Linked DNA regions of Mus musculus: region 1 is linked to region 2. Evidence: chromatin loops called from intact Hi-C (ENCODE). Cell type or tissue: heart. All regions are shown on one strand. Links, peaks and the distances in the headings refer to the core of each region. The heading gives the core; the rest is flanking DNA.

Region 1 (6,552 bases), core at 2,538-5,037, 520 kb before region 2:
TCACACGCTGGAAACCGCAAGTAATTCTGATCCTAGGCTGTGCAATGCTCTCTGGCCTCCTTGGGTACCAGTATTCATGTGATGCACATAAACTCCAGTGGGAGCACACAGACACACACAAGTGTTTTAACAATATAAAAGCAAACAAATACAACCAGGGTGGATGACTCTCGGGGAGGAACGACTCTGGAGATGAGTCTTTGCCGCATGCATGCACGGTAGAAAAGCACAGTCACCCACATGTGTACCCAGAGATGGCTCATCGGTTATGAGCACAGCCAGTTCTTCTAGAGGACCCAGATTAGATTCCTAGCACTCACATATACATACATACACATACATGCACACGATCACACACACACTCATACAGATACACACACACAGATAAATATACACAATCACACACATACATATGCACACATACACAATACGTATATACACAATCACACACACATGCCCACACAACCACACACATAAATGTCCACACAACCACATACACACATATATATGCACACACACACACACACACACACACACACACACACACACACACACCCCAGTTACTTTAAAATGAATGGCTGTCATCTGGAGCAGTTTTACTTGCTTTTAGAGAGTATGTGTTTGTGGGAGTACAGTATGTACACATGAATGTGGGCACTGAGAAGACCTGAGGTCTCAGATCCCCCAGGGCTGATGTTACAGGTAATTCTCACCCCCCTGAGTGGTGAGGACTGGACTGGGGTCCTCTGGAAGAGCAGTGTGCTTTTACTGCTGAGCCATCATTTCTCCACCCTGCTGGAGCAGTTGAATGTTCAAGGAAAAGTAGACCAGAATGCAGAGGGTTCCCACATACCTTTTATCCTCACACAAGGATGTTTGCTGCACAGTAGCACATTTGTTACAGCCGATGAGCCTACACTGATGTAGCATAATTATTCAAAGCCCTCAGGCTGTGTGTGTTAGGATTCCTTCTGGGTTGTGTGGCCTGTGGGTTTTGACAAACGCTGTCATTGCGGTATACACAGAACAGTCTCTCCTCTGCCTACAACCTCTCTGAGCACAGGACCAGCAAGGTAGCTACTTGCTTTTCAGTGGCACACCCAGGAAATGTGTTGGTTAACAAGCTGGTTTCCTTTTATCAAGAATTCGAGAATTTGAAAGTTTCTCCAGCTGTTACAGGGCCTACCTTTTGTTTTGTTTAACAACCTCAGAGTGAAAGCAACCATGTGTGCAGAAAGTGACTGGGAGGAAGGGCAAGGGAGGAGCAGCCTAGTTCCGAGCTGACTCCTTGTGCCTTGTGATGTGCTTGGTGCCTCACTGTGAACTCCCCTGGTGTGGATTCAAATCCCTTAATATCTTGGAAGGTTTTTTCCTAAATTAAAACCTCAGTCTTCCTTAATTCAATCATATCTAGTTAATGTGCTTTGGCTTTATGACTTTATTTTTGTTGTTGTTGTTTGTTTTTTTTTTTTTTTTTTTGAGACAGGGTTTCTCTGTGTAGCCCTGGCTGTCCTGGAACTCGCTCTGTAGACCAGGCTGGCCTGGAACTCAGAGATCTGCCTTCCTCTGCCTCCTGAGTGCTGGGATGAAAGAAGTGTACCACCGCCTGGCGATGAACTTCTCTTTTAAAGTGTGTATTTCACTGCTGAGTGATTTCCTCCTGCTTGATAGGTTACAAGAAGAACCACCTTAGTTATAAATGTTCACTATCGATACTTTTTTTGAGATCTTATTCATTTTTCTTTTATGCATATGGGTGTTTGCCTGTGCCTGGATCTGTGAACCATGCACCCGCAGAACCCTTTGAGGTCAGAAAGGGCATCAGATCTCTTACAACTGGAGCTACAGAGAGTGGTGAACCATCATGTGGGTGCTGGGAATCGAAACCAGATCCTTTGAAAGAGCAGGGAACGCTCTTAACTCCTAGCCTTCTCTTCAGCCTCCCAAGCAATTGTTCTTAAAATTGAGCGTCAACATCTCATGAACTGCCAACAAGTTTCCGCTTTCCACTTGAATACTAAGATAGCCCCAGAGCCTAGGAAGCTTAGACTTCCAGAACATTCCAAGAAAGCAGGGTCTGATAGCATCCTTGTGAACATCACAGGCAGTCAGGACGACCTCTTTTATTTTATTTTAATTTATTTATCTACATTCCTTCTTTTTAGCCAAAATTTTGTTTTCAATACATCCTGACCCCAGTTTCTCTGCCCTCCATTCCTTGCAGTGTTGCCCCCCACCACCCTCCTCTCCTTTAGATCCACTCCTCCTCTGTTTCCCTTCAGAAAAGAGCAAGCCTCCCAGGGTTAGCCCCTGAACATGGCATAACAAGTTACAATAAAACTAGGCACAAACCCTCCTATCAAGGCTAGGTGAGACAACCCAGGAGGAGGAAAAGGGTCCTGAGATCTGAGAGTGTCAAGAGATGTACACCCCCCCCCCCCACACACACACATACACACCTCAATCACACTGTGAGGAGTTCCACAAAAGCACCAGGTTAATCAGCCACAGCAAGTACTCAGAAGACCTCGCAAGGACAGATACAGGTTCTGTGATTGCTGCTTCAGTCTCTGTGAGCCCGGGTGAACCCGGCTTAGTTGATGTCTGTAGGCCATGTTCTCCTGGTGTCCTCAACCCCTCAGGCTCCTACAGTTTTTCCTCCCCCCTTTTCCGTGGGGCTCCCAGAGTTCCAAGGAAAGAGATCCGATGGAGATATCTCTCTGTCTAATCTTTTGGCTCCGATGACCATATCTTTATTTTAAGGTCAGTTGATTCATAGCCTCTGGTTCATCTGTTGTCTTAATTCTCCGCCAGGAAACATCACATGCTTTCCTGTTTGCTGGAGTAGGAAATGGCCGTCTTTGGAAAGAAAGTCACTTCTCTACGTGGTAACATTCATTCTCAGTAGGTGAAAAGTTGTCTGCTGGAGATTTGGAGGGTAAAGCCCAAACCTGGCAACCCCCAATAAACTGACTCAGCCACCCATCCTAAATACAACAATTAGAGAAATAAGTAGTAGTGACAAGCAGAGAAAGAGTTATTCAGTGTGGGAGGCCACACATCGGGGAGAGGATCAAACAAGGAGGCCCAGTGACCCACAAGTCCTTCTAGGCACTGATGTCAAGCTTAGAGTTAAACAGAAGCTGAGGGTGTGCAGAATTCAGTACTCCTGGTCAAGGTGTAGTCTTGCTAGTAAGTTGACCCATTGCTGTCTGGGTTCTGTCTGTCCTGCAAGTTGTCTGAGCTGTGGGAAAGCACTTCCAGAGAGTCAGTTCCTTCTCTAGCTGCCACCTCTCCTTTTCCCAGTGTGAGATTCCCCCAAGTAGTTTCCAAGCCCACTGTCTCAACTGACAATCCAAAGGGAGGGCACTCTCTAGAGAATTTTTTAAAACTACTTTTTAAAAAAAAATTATTATTATATGTAAGTACACTGTAGCTGACAGACCAGAAGAGGGTGTCATATCTCACTACGGATGGTTGTGAGCCACCATGTGGTTGCTGGTATTTGAACTCAGGACCTTTGGAAGAGCAGTCAGTGCTCTTACCCGCTGAGCCATCTCACCAGCCCCTCTAGAGAATTTTTGTTTCTGCTAAGGTGATTGCAATCTGAGGGAAAAGTGCAGAAAGAAAATTCCAAGCCTCTTCTGTTTTTCTGTTCCCCCAACAGAAAATTGAGACTTGGTTGAAGGACTAAGCTTCCTGAGAAGAGCCCTATCTACTGGGACAGGAAAAGAGTCAGGGCACTCTCGGACCTCAGTGTAGGTGCTCTGCAGGATAGGCTCTTCCTACATTAACTGTGCTATGTATTGTTCATTTAAACAGATGTTGATAAAACATCAATTTCCTCTCGAGACCGAGCTCGTTTTATTCCACTTTATCAAATGGCAAACATTGTAAGGAGCGTTGTAAGCATGTCTATGAAGAGTTTACTTTTAACTCGCTGTCAGGAATGGTTAAAGAGGCCTAGAGAGGTAGCTCAAATCTGAGTTTCATCTCTACAAACCGGGTGTTTGTAATCCCAGTGCCTGGAAGGCACAGAGGAAGCACTGGGTGCTTGCTGGCCCACCATCTTGGCCTATTTGGTGAGTTCAATGAAAGAGCCTGTCTCAAAACGAGGCAGAAGGTGTTTACAGAAGGGCAGATGAACTGTCTGTCCTCTGGCCTTCTTGTATAAACATGCATGTGCATGTATAGCTGTACATGTGTGTGTACCTGCACACACATGGACACATATGGAGAGTGAGAAATGTATCTTTGCTTAAAGGGGAATATTATATACCAGTTATCTGGATTTCAAAGAAGAAATGTAAAAAGGCTGACCAGGCTTTATGCTTCTGGCTGCTATGAAAGGGTGTGGTCGCCAGGTCCCAGTCCCCGTGCCTTCTCCACCCCCTCCCCCCATGAGTCACAAGGCTACAGAATCCAACATGAATCTCTCTGTGACACCCTTGGGCTTTTCTGGACTTACTGACTGCAGCCTCCAACTGTGTTGACTGCAGGAGAAGGGAAAGTGCTGGCAGCTGAGTCTCTAACTAATAGAGAGATTATTAATGGCTTTAAATCTCTTTAACAGCACCCCTCCCCCTTTCCGCTTCCTTTAGCTTGCTTCTTTAGTCTGTTGGGGAGGAGGGAACCTGATTTGTTCCCCCAGCTCCAGGGGTTCTGGGGGTATCCATGCCTGAGTTGTAAAGAGTTAAGAGAAATATGTACTCGCCAGAACATTAAGAAGCGCAAAGAAGGGCAGGAGAGGACAGTTGGCTCCAGGACTGGAGGAATGCTTAGGGTCGGGAAATCTAGGCTGGAGTTAGCCCCCTGGGAGCTCAGTCCTTTTCCGCCTCCACCCTCACTCCCAGTTGCAGCATATCCTGCTCTGGATCCTTTCGAACTACCCTGTCCCCCCCTTCAGCCCCCAAGCAGCAACTTGTTCTGCAGGAAACCGCGCCTGGAGGGTAAAGGTAGAGGAAAGCAGGGCGGGGGTGGGACGCGGGGGATATCAACAATCTGGAACGTTTGGGGAAGTGGAGATAAAGGAGGGCCAAAAAATGGGAATGGGTGGGTAGGGGAGTCGGGGGTGGGGGACTTTTGGGATAGCATTGGAAATGTAATTGAAGAAAATACGTAATAAAAAAAAAAAAAAGGAGGGCTTTAATTTTCTGCCTCTTGTTTTTCCAGGTGCCTCCACCGACCCATCATCCTGAAGATCGCTGTCCTTGGTAAGCTGAAGATCTTGCTGTGAGGATTCCAGCAGAAACCAGGGAAACTGAGGGACTTTCAGGCACCGAGGAGAGGGACCCTGGAGCAGTGGAGTCTGAAGGGTCCCGTGAAGGGTCAAGTAGGGTCGGGGAGGTTTGGGGGACATGGGATTGTGCCAGGTTTCCTTCCCTGAGTGGCCGTAAGAACTATTAACGCCCCTTCAAAGTGAAAAAGAAAAAAAAAAAAGCTCTTCTCTTTCTTAAAGTTAACTGAGGTTACTGGAAGCACTGGGGTTTCCTGGTCCATGGAACAGGACTGCTTTCTGCAGATTGCCCCGCCCCATGCGATGTCACTGCGCTCAGCTGATTTAAGGACAAGAGCACACAGGGTAGAGGTCTCCACTCTGGACCCAGGACATCAGCTCTGATTCCAGGAGACGGGGCGCCCTGCGGGCTGCGGAGGACAGACTCCGGCGGGTAACGGGTTCCTCTTAGTCTTTTGCACAAGTTTTTTTATCAGATCCAGGGTCATCAGGTTCCCCCGCGAGGTTGTGGGGAGGCAGGGTGCCGCGCCTGAATTCCAGAGTTCGCTTCCTATAACCTGTGGTAACATCCATGGATAGCCGGCTGGGAAGCATCTGGGGCCCATAGGCTTAGGCGGCAGAGGGCCGGAGGTGTTGAAGGCTTGGGAAGGGAAGTCCCGGGGAAGGTGGCCGAGTGAGGAGAGGGACCTATCTCGGGGAGGAGACGAGAAGTGTCCGGTCTATCACCAGAGTCACCTTTAAACCTCTGGCTTGGTGCCTACAGAGCCCAGTGTCTGTGATAACTGATAACGCGGTTAACAACAATTCAGTGGGCAGACCAAAGAAGCAGGTCTGCAAAGCATGATTCTGTGACTTTGTTTCCCTTTAAACAGGGTGGTTCTGAAAGCAGAAGTGGCAGGGGAAGTGATCAGAGAGATGAAAGCACTTGGTAGTAGCTCCTCAGGTCCTAGGGTTGGGGTGAGGTGGTTGCTCGTGGTTCAGAGGCAAGGCCCTAAGAGGAAGTGGGTGTACTGTCTGAAGTTCTCCAAAGCTGGGTTTGTCGTGCCTGGGAAATAGAAACTGATCCCTAATGTGTGTGTGTGTGTGTGTGTGTGTGTGTGTGTGTGTGTGTGTGTGTGTGTGTGGTGGGGAAGTGGGAGAGGGGAATAGGCAGGAACTGAGGGTTTCTGTGTCTGAACCTATGGCAGAGCAGTGACTTAGTGCCACAGCACGCTGAACCGGATGGAAGGGTTTAAATGCCAGAAGACATTTAAACTTTAAATGCCTCTATCTTTGTGAAAGTGAAAGAAGAGACTGACATGGCTGTGGATTTTCCA
Region 2 (6,552 bases), core at 1,789-4,288:
TGTCCAACATGGGTGGATGTCATATGGTGTGTGGGACAGGCATACTAGACGTGATCAATTGAGACAAAGTTCAGCTGGGCATCTTATAATTTAGCTGGCAACTTTAGGGTATGTATATGAGTTATGGATATGGCAAGCACATGGTAGCCTTGCCTAATGGGTGGATTTTAACAGGCTCAAAAACACAGGCTCAGGGAGCTTTGGGCAAGTGTCAGTAAGGGATTCCTATCTGAGAGGAGACTCCAAGCTGAAGTCCAATCTGGGCTTGCCAATTCTTTCTCCAGTTAGATTCTCTCCATCTTCTCTGGCACATCTCAGAGAGTCCATTTCGGTTACGCTAATAAGAAAGGGGGAGAGGGAGCGGTGGGTCTCTAGATTACTAGGCATCTGGAAGAATGCAGGCATGGATTTCTATGAATGCCCGGTTAATCCCACCCATGGACCTTTTACACTAGCACCACGGCTGGGTTTAGGAGCTACCTTGTTCCACTTTACCTTGTCCCCTCAGTTATGCTACTAGGGGAAAAACAAACAAACAAACAACAACCATCACACGTATCAGATGCTAGAGTGATGGCTCAGTGGTTAAGAGCACTGGTTGCTCTTGCCAAGGACAGTACTGGATGGCTCACAACTGCCTGTAACCAAAGCTCCAGGAGATCAGATGCACTCTTCTGATCTTTGAGGGCCATAGCATCCATGTGCACACACTCTCACCTGTACACACACAACTAAAAATTAAATATTTTAAAATGAAGATTTACCTTTAAAATTGTATGTGTGTGTATGTATGTATGCATGTATGTATGTATGTATGTATGTATGTATGTGTGTATGTGTACCATACGTGTGCAAAGTCCTTGGAGGGCAGAAGCATCAGATCACCTAGAACTGGAGTTACAAACAGTTGTCAGCTGCCACGTGGGTGCAGGGAACCAAACCCAGCCCTCTGGGAAGAGAAACTAGTGCTTTCAACTGTGGAGCCATCTCATCTCTCCAGCCCCTAAAAGATATCTTTAAGGGGTGGGGGAAGCCAGGTGTGGTGGCATATGCCTTTAATTTCAGCACTTGGGAGAGTGAAGCAAGCAGCAGGCTGGTCCACAGAGCCAGTTCCAGGTCAGCCAGGGCTACACAGAAAGACCCTGTTACACCCTTATGAGAAAGCTACAATTCTCTGCATTCTTTTTTTTTTTTTTTTTTTTTTAAAGATGAGGCACCGGAGGCTTGGAGATTCCATCGTTTGTTTAACGTCACAGTTCTAGTGATGGAGGCAGGATTCTAGAACAACCAACTATCATACATCAAGTGAAATGCAGACAATGTGGCTCTTAGGTCCTCCACAGAAGCACTTATTAAAAATTCTGATTCTTGGGCTGGGCTACGTCTCAGAGGTTGACTGTTTTTCCAGCAAGCACAAAGCCCCAGGTCCAGTTTCCAGAACACTCCCTTCTCCCTTTCAGAAACCTTCAGATTCCTGAGCCTTGCTGCAGTCTTAACAAAACACTAAATACTAAGATGTCCAAGTGGAAATCAAAGTGGAGTTTTCCAGTGGTCTCATTTTCATCTTCCTTCCTATCCCATCTCTGCTGAGTGGTTCCTGACTGACCCAGCAGTGCTGGCAACACCCACCACGTGTCCTCTTCAAAGACAGCTGCCTCCCCTCCCTTCCTCCTTCAGAAATTAGGGTTTGGCTTAGTGCCTTAGAGCCTTCCAATCATCCCAGAGTGGCCCGAACTCTGGAACTTGTGCCAGGCCTGGGCATGCTGTATGCCAAGGGGAGTGGCTGTCAGCAGCCATTCCTCCTGGTCTGGCAGAAGGTCACAGCAGGTCCCTGAATCAGGCAAGACAATTAAACTGGAACAAGGAACCTCTAGGCCTCAGTTTCTCTCTGGATAGTAACAGGAACAATCAGCTTTGTCTTTGCCTTTCCTCCTCCCCAGGAAGTATGCAGAACACAAAGTAGATTCTCTGAGAAAAAAATCCTGGGCTCCCAAGAACGGCATTCATAGGAGGACCAGCCTCAAGGAAACCCAAGAATAGGAGAAATCTGAGGAATAAGGACAGGAGAGGAGCTGGAGTGAGCTGGAGAGCCTTGCCCTGGGGTCGTGAGGGCTTTAGTGGAGATATTCAGCTCCTCTCAGGCAGTGGTCTCTGAGCTTTTAGTGATGCAATTCCCCAATTTCTAGCAATCACCTCTGCCTATCACAGAGGGAAGCTACCCTGCTCCAGCATAAAGGATATAGCTTTCCCTGCTTGGAGCACCTTCACAAGTGCACCTGCCTAGATTCTCTTGGCTCTCTGCCTCTGCCTCCATCTCTCTCTAGGATCTGGAAAAAGCAAGACATTTGGAATGAGACAGACCTGGGTTTGAATGTTGGCTTTTTCAACTTGTGTGACCCACCCTGAGTGTCTGCTGTTTCTCAAGTAGGACAAAGAGAAGTCTTGTCCCTTTTCCATGCCCTTGGCATTTGATGAGAAGTGAGTGAGATATTTAGTAACCTGAATCCTGTCAAGCCCTGACTACAGGTTGCATAGACACAAGTGTTCACCCATGTACTGTGCAGTTTCCTCACCTGGGCTGGCTCCTATTCCAATGGACACACTGCAGGACAGTCACTCCTATCCCAGAGGACACACTGCAGAACAATCACAGTACCTACTCACTGAGCAGAGCTCAGCCTCGAGCAGCCCCACTACCTCATCCTCATCACCACAGCTTAACAAAAATGATCAGTCTCTTCTGGGTTTGTTTTTTACTCACACCAGGACCCTGGGGACGTGCGAGGAACACAATAAAACCTGGGCCAAACCTGGCACCGTGCCCCACTTCCCTTCCACATGAAGGCTGTCTGCCCGCCAGGCATCTGGCCGGCAAGGCTGGGCTGTGACTTGCTCAGCATCTGCTGCTTTGCTTAAGAGACCTGCTAACAGGAAAAGTGTCTGGTTCCTTTCCACCCCAAACAGGAAGAGCCTGCCATGGTGGGAGGACTGGGTAAGCCTGGTCATTTATAAGGAATCTCCTGCGGCAGCTGGGAGGCCTGCTCTCTAGGAAGGCCGGAGGAACTGGGCCCCAGGAACATCTCCCTTGGAGAGGGTGGAGTGTTGACAATGGCTACACGCTGCCTGTGGCACTTGGCACAGAGCAGCTGCCATTCTTTCAGCAAACACTCACGGGACACTCACTTGTGCCCCCGTGGGAGACATAGGACAGTTCTAGATAAGCTCTTCGAGTTGGAGGAGTTGTACACAAGCCAGAAAGTCAGGCCATTTCTGTGTGGTGGAATTCTTATCTATGCATTCATTACACACAGGTTTCCCCCATCTCTCATATATATACACATACATACATATACACACACATATGCATGTATATATATACATACATATGGCATACTGTTGGGGCTAGATGGGTAGATTAGTGGTTAAGAGTACTTGTTGCACTTCCACAGGACCTGGTTTCAGTTCTCAGCACCCACACTGGTAGTTCCCAATCATCTCTAATTCCCCAGGTCCAGGGGATCTAATGCCCTCTTCTGACCTCTGCAGGCATCAGGCATGTATGTGATGCACAAGCATATATGCAGGCAAAACACTCAATATATATCAAATAAGAATAAATATGCTTAAATTTTTTATGACTAGTGTTTTAAGTATTGGGGTGGGTGCTGTAGGTTCAGAGAGAGATATGCCATATATTCACATAACAAACTAAAAAGCTGGAAAGCCTTGAAAGCCACAGCTTCTCACTGTGGCCTGGGTTTGACCATGCTTTGAGAAATTACTTTGCTTGGCGTCTCCTCATGAGTCCTGTAGTCCACTGTGTTTTCAAAACAGCAGCCAGAGAAATCCTGGTCGAAGAGGTCACACCTCAGGCAGCTCTCTCCACCAGCTTCTCCTCTCATTCTACTTAAATCTAGTCCTTACAACGTCCTTGCAAGGTTTGCATCAGTGGTGGAAGAGTTGGGCAGCTGACCTGGCAGTGGAGGCAACCCCATCATAACGGGGTTATACCACACATGAACCAGAAGGACAAAGGGAAGGGATGGTTAATAGAGCCAGGGATCAGGGGCTCTGAACATTGCCCACCTTCAGGAGGCAAGTGCTAGAGCCCAGGTCACCAGTGGAACCTGAAGCTCTTCTCACTCCCTGACTTCCATTTCTTCTTGTGTTTCTCCTCTCGTCTGATTTCCTATCAGGTTTCCCGCTGATAAACTCTAGGTTCTTTGTTTGTGTGTCCATGTTTGGTATGTGTATTTAAGTATGTATATGCAGATGCATGTGTATATGTGGAGGTATTGTGTGACAGACTTTTCCTGGGAAGATACAACATACACATCTACTCACCCTAGAAAGCAAGTACAGACCAATGCATGGATACACCAAAGTCCAACTTGGTGAACCAATGCGTTCTACTGGGATTACTTACAGGAATAGTGAGGTGGGGTTATGACTAATAGGGACAGAAAAATGACTCAAAGACAGCTGCATCACCAAAGCCTACTCTAACATGGGTGGCAGCTCACAAAAACTGGAAACCTGGCACACATTGCACAGTCTGTAGGCAGCTCAACAGCCTGCGGTGTGACTTTTCCTGGTGGCTCAGTTAGAGCTTTTTCTGGAGTCTCCATTGCTCGTATGCTCTTAGGGAAGAAATGACTGGTGAATCTGCTCAGTTTCAGGGACTTCCTGAAGTTTGGAATTCTTGACTTCCTGTCTTAAGAACTTTCTCTGCAGATAGAATGTTTCAACCTCTGAGAAAAACGCCACACAAGGAGGCCAGAGTTTGTTTAAGTCAGATGTCTTCTTCCTTTGCTTTCCATTTTATTTATGGAAGCAGGGTTTCTCTTTGAACCCAGAGCTCACTTGACTAGTCTAGCTAGCCAGCTTGCCCTGGGGGATCCCCTTACCCCATCAAGTGCTGGGACTCCAGATAGTCTAACATGATCACTAAGCACTGACATAGGTGATGGGGATCTTAACTCTGATTGATCCTCATGCTTTTCTCTCCAGCCCCTAACTTACCAATTCTAGTGGGAGTAAATAAGCAACTTTCAATTTAGAATAATTTTTGCATGGTTGAGGATTAAAACTCAGGGCCTAATAGCTAGCTGGGCAGACAGCCAACCCAATACTCACCCCTAATGGGTTGGGGTGAGGTAAGGGGTCATTTCTGAACTGAAACAACAGGATTTGCAGAGGCTAGATCCTCCTATGAAGTCATGGGAAATGGATCAGAGACAAACTGGCCCAGAAACATTCTGCTAAAGCTGTTGAGTTAAATGTTCCTGCTCTTGAGCTGGAGAGATGGCTTAGCAGTTAAGAGCACTGACTGCTCTTCCGGAGGTCCTGAGTTCAATTCCCAGAAACCACATGGTGGCTCACAACCATCTGTAATGGTTATCCAATGCCTTCTTCTGGTGTGTCTGAAGACAGTGACAGTGTACTCACATACATGAAATAAATAAATACATCTTAAAAAAACAATGTTCTTGCTCTCTTCTCTCAGTGTGTAGACAAGGGCCAGGTGAGTGGACATCACAGGAGCAGGAGAAGGCAGCACAAAGCACAAGTGGGTAAAGATGGAAGCTTGTTGCCGAGATAATCATGGCTCACTGGATTCATCGATCAGGCAAAAGCATGGGAGGCAGAAGGCACAGAGCTTGATCTGCAACTCTACCTTTGGTGGAGAATGACCAGGAACAGTATAGACATGGGAGGAGTTTCAGGTTTGGAGGTCCCGGACACTGTGCATAGGTCACTGACCACGGTTCAAAGGCTGGGAGGAGCACTGCGTCTATCCCCACTTGGCCGTGTGTCCTTGATAAAAGTGCTCACCTCTCTGGGTTTTGGGGTTATCATCTACAAAATATAGACTCTTATTTCACAAGCCTGCCCAGAAAATGAGAGATGATGGATATAGAAAACTAATTGTCATTCCTAAATTAACTTCCTCAGAAGCTTCCACTTTTCTTATTTGTTCGTTTATTTATGCATGTGGAGGTCAGGGGACAATGTGCAAGAGTCAATTCTCTCCTATAGTGCAGGACCCAAGGATAGAACTTAGGTTTTCAGTATGACAGTAACTGACTACCTGATGTGACATTTCGCTGGCCCTGAAGTTCCCATTTAAAAAAAATAGTATTCAAAATCCTCCATAAAGCATACGGGACCTTTCAGGAAGTAGCCTGTCCCCCACCACGCTTCTCTCTAGGGTTTTTGTCATCCAAGATGGCCTCAAACTTAGGATCCTCCTGCCTCAGCCTCCATCTGGCTTGGATTATGCACATGCATCTCCATGTCCAAATGTCCACCTCGGTCCCCCCATTTCTATCTTCCATCATCCCTGAACCCCATTGACAACCCAATCAGGGGCACTTATATTACCCAAAGTGCTCTATCACAGCTGCTAGCCTTGGAGAACCTATTGGCTAGTTCCTGATCTTTCTTTATAGCTCAGTTTAGGCAGCACCTCATGCAGGAGGCTTTCCTTCATAAGGCTACCTTCCTATGGATGAAGTGTCCTATTTTTAGAACACTTTCCACCCCTGGAAC

The links. Hi-C counts contacts between places; a loop is a spot of excess contacts. Peaks named below come from ENCODE experiments on the same cell type or tissue, not always from the same donor. Only the 100,000 strongest peaks of a DNase experiment are listed, where the experiment ranks them.
Region 1: it touches region 2 in a loop (5-fold over the local background); 2 of 42 quality-filtered maps call a loop at or near these places.

Annotation. Positions count from the first base shown.
Region 1 is chr11:82,946,527-82,953,078 of GRCm38, forward strand. All of the region lies in intron 1 of Slfn5os (schlafen 5, opposite strand), which reads right to left. Slfn5 (schlafen 5) reads left to right here and starts at 5,576. Exons shown (of 6, transcript NM_183201.4): 1 at 5,576-5,669. In heart, for the core only: a CTCF peak has its summit at 3,486 (motif pointing right); DNase peaks (open chromatin) are centred at 2,825 and 4,855; H3K4me3 peaks cover 564 bases; H3K27me3 peaks cover 988 bases.
Region 2 is chr11:83,464,458-83,471,009 of GRCm38, forward strand. No RefSeq gene overlaps it. Among named protein-coding and RNA genes, the nearest start is that of Mmp28, 4.7 kb to the left of the region's middle. In heart, for the core only: no CTCF peak of the experiment used is centred there; a DNase peak (open chromatin) is centred at 2,914; H3K27ac peaks cover 915 bases.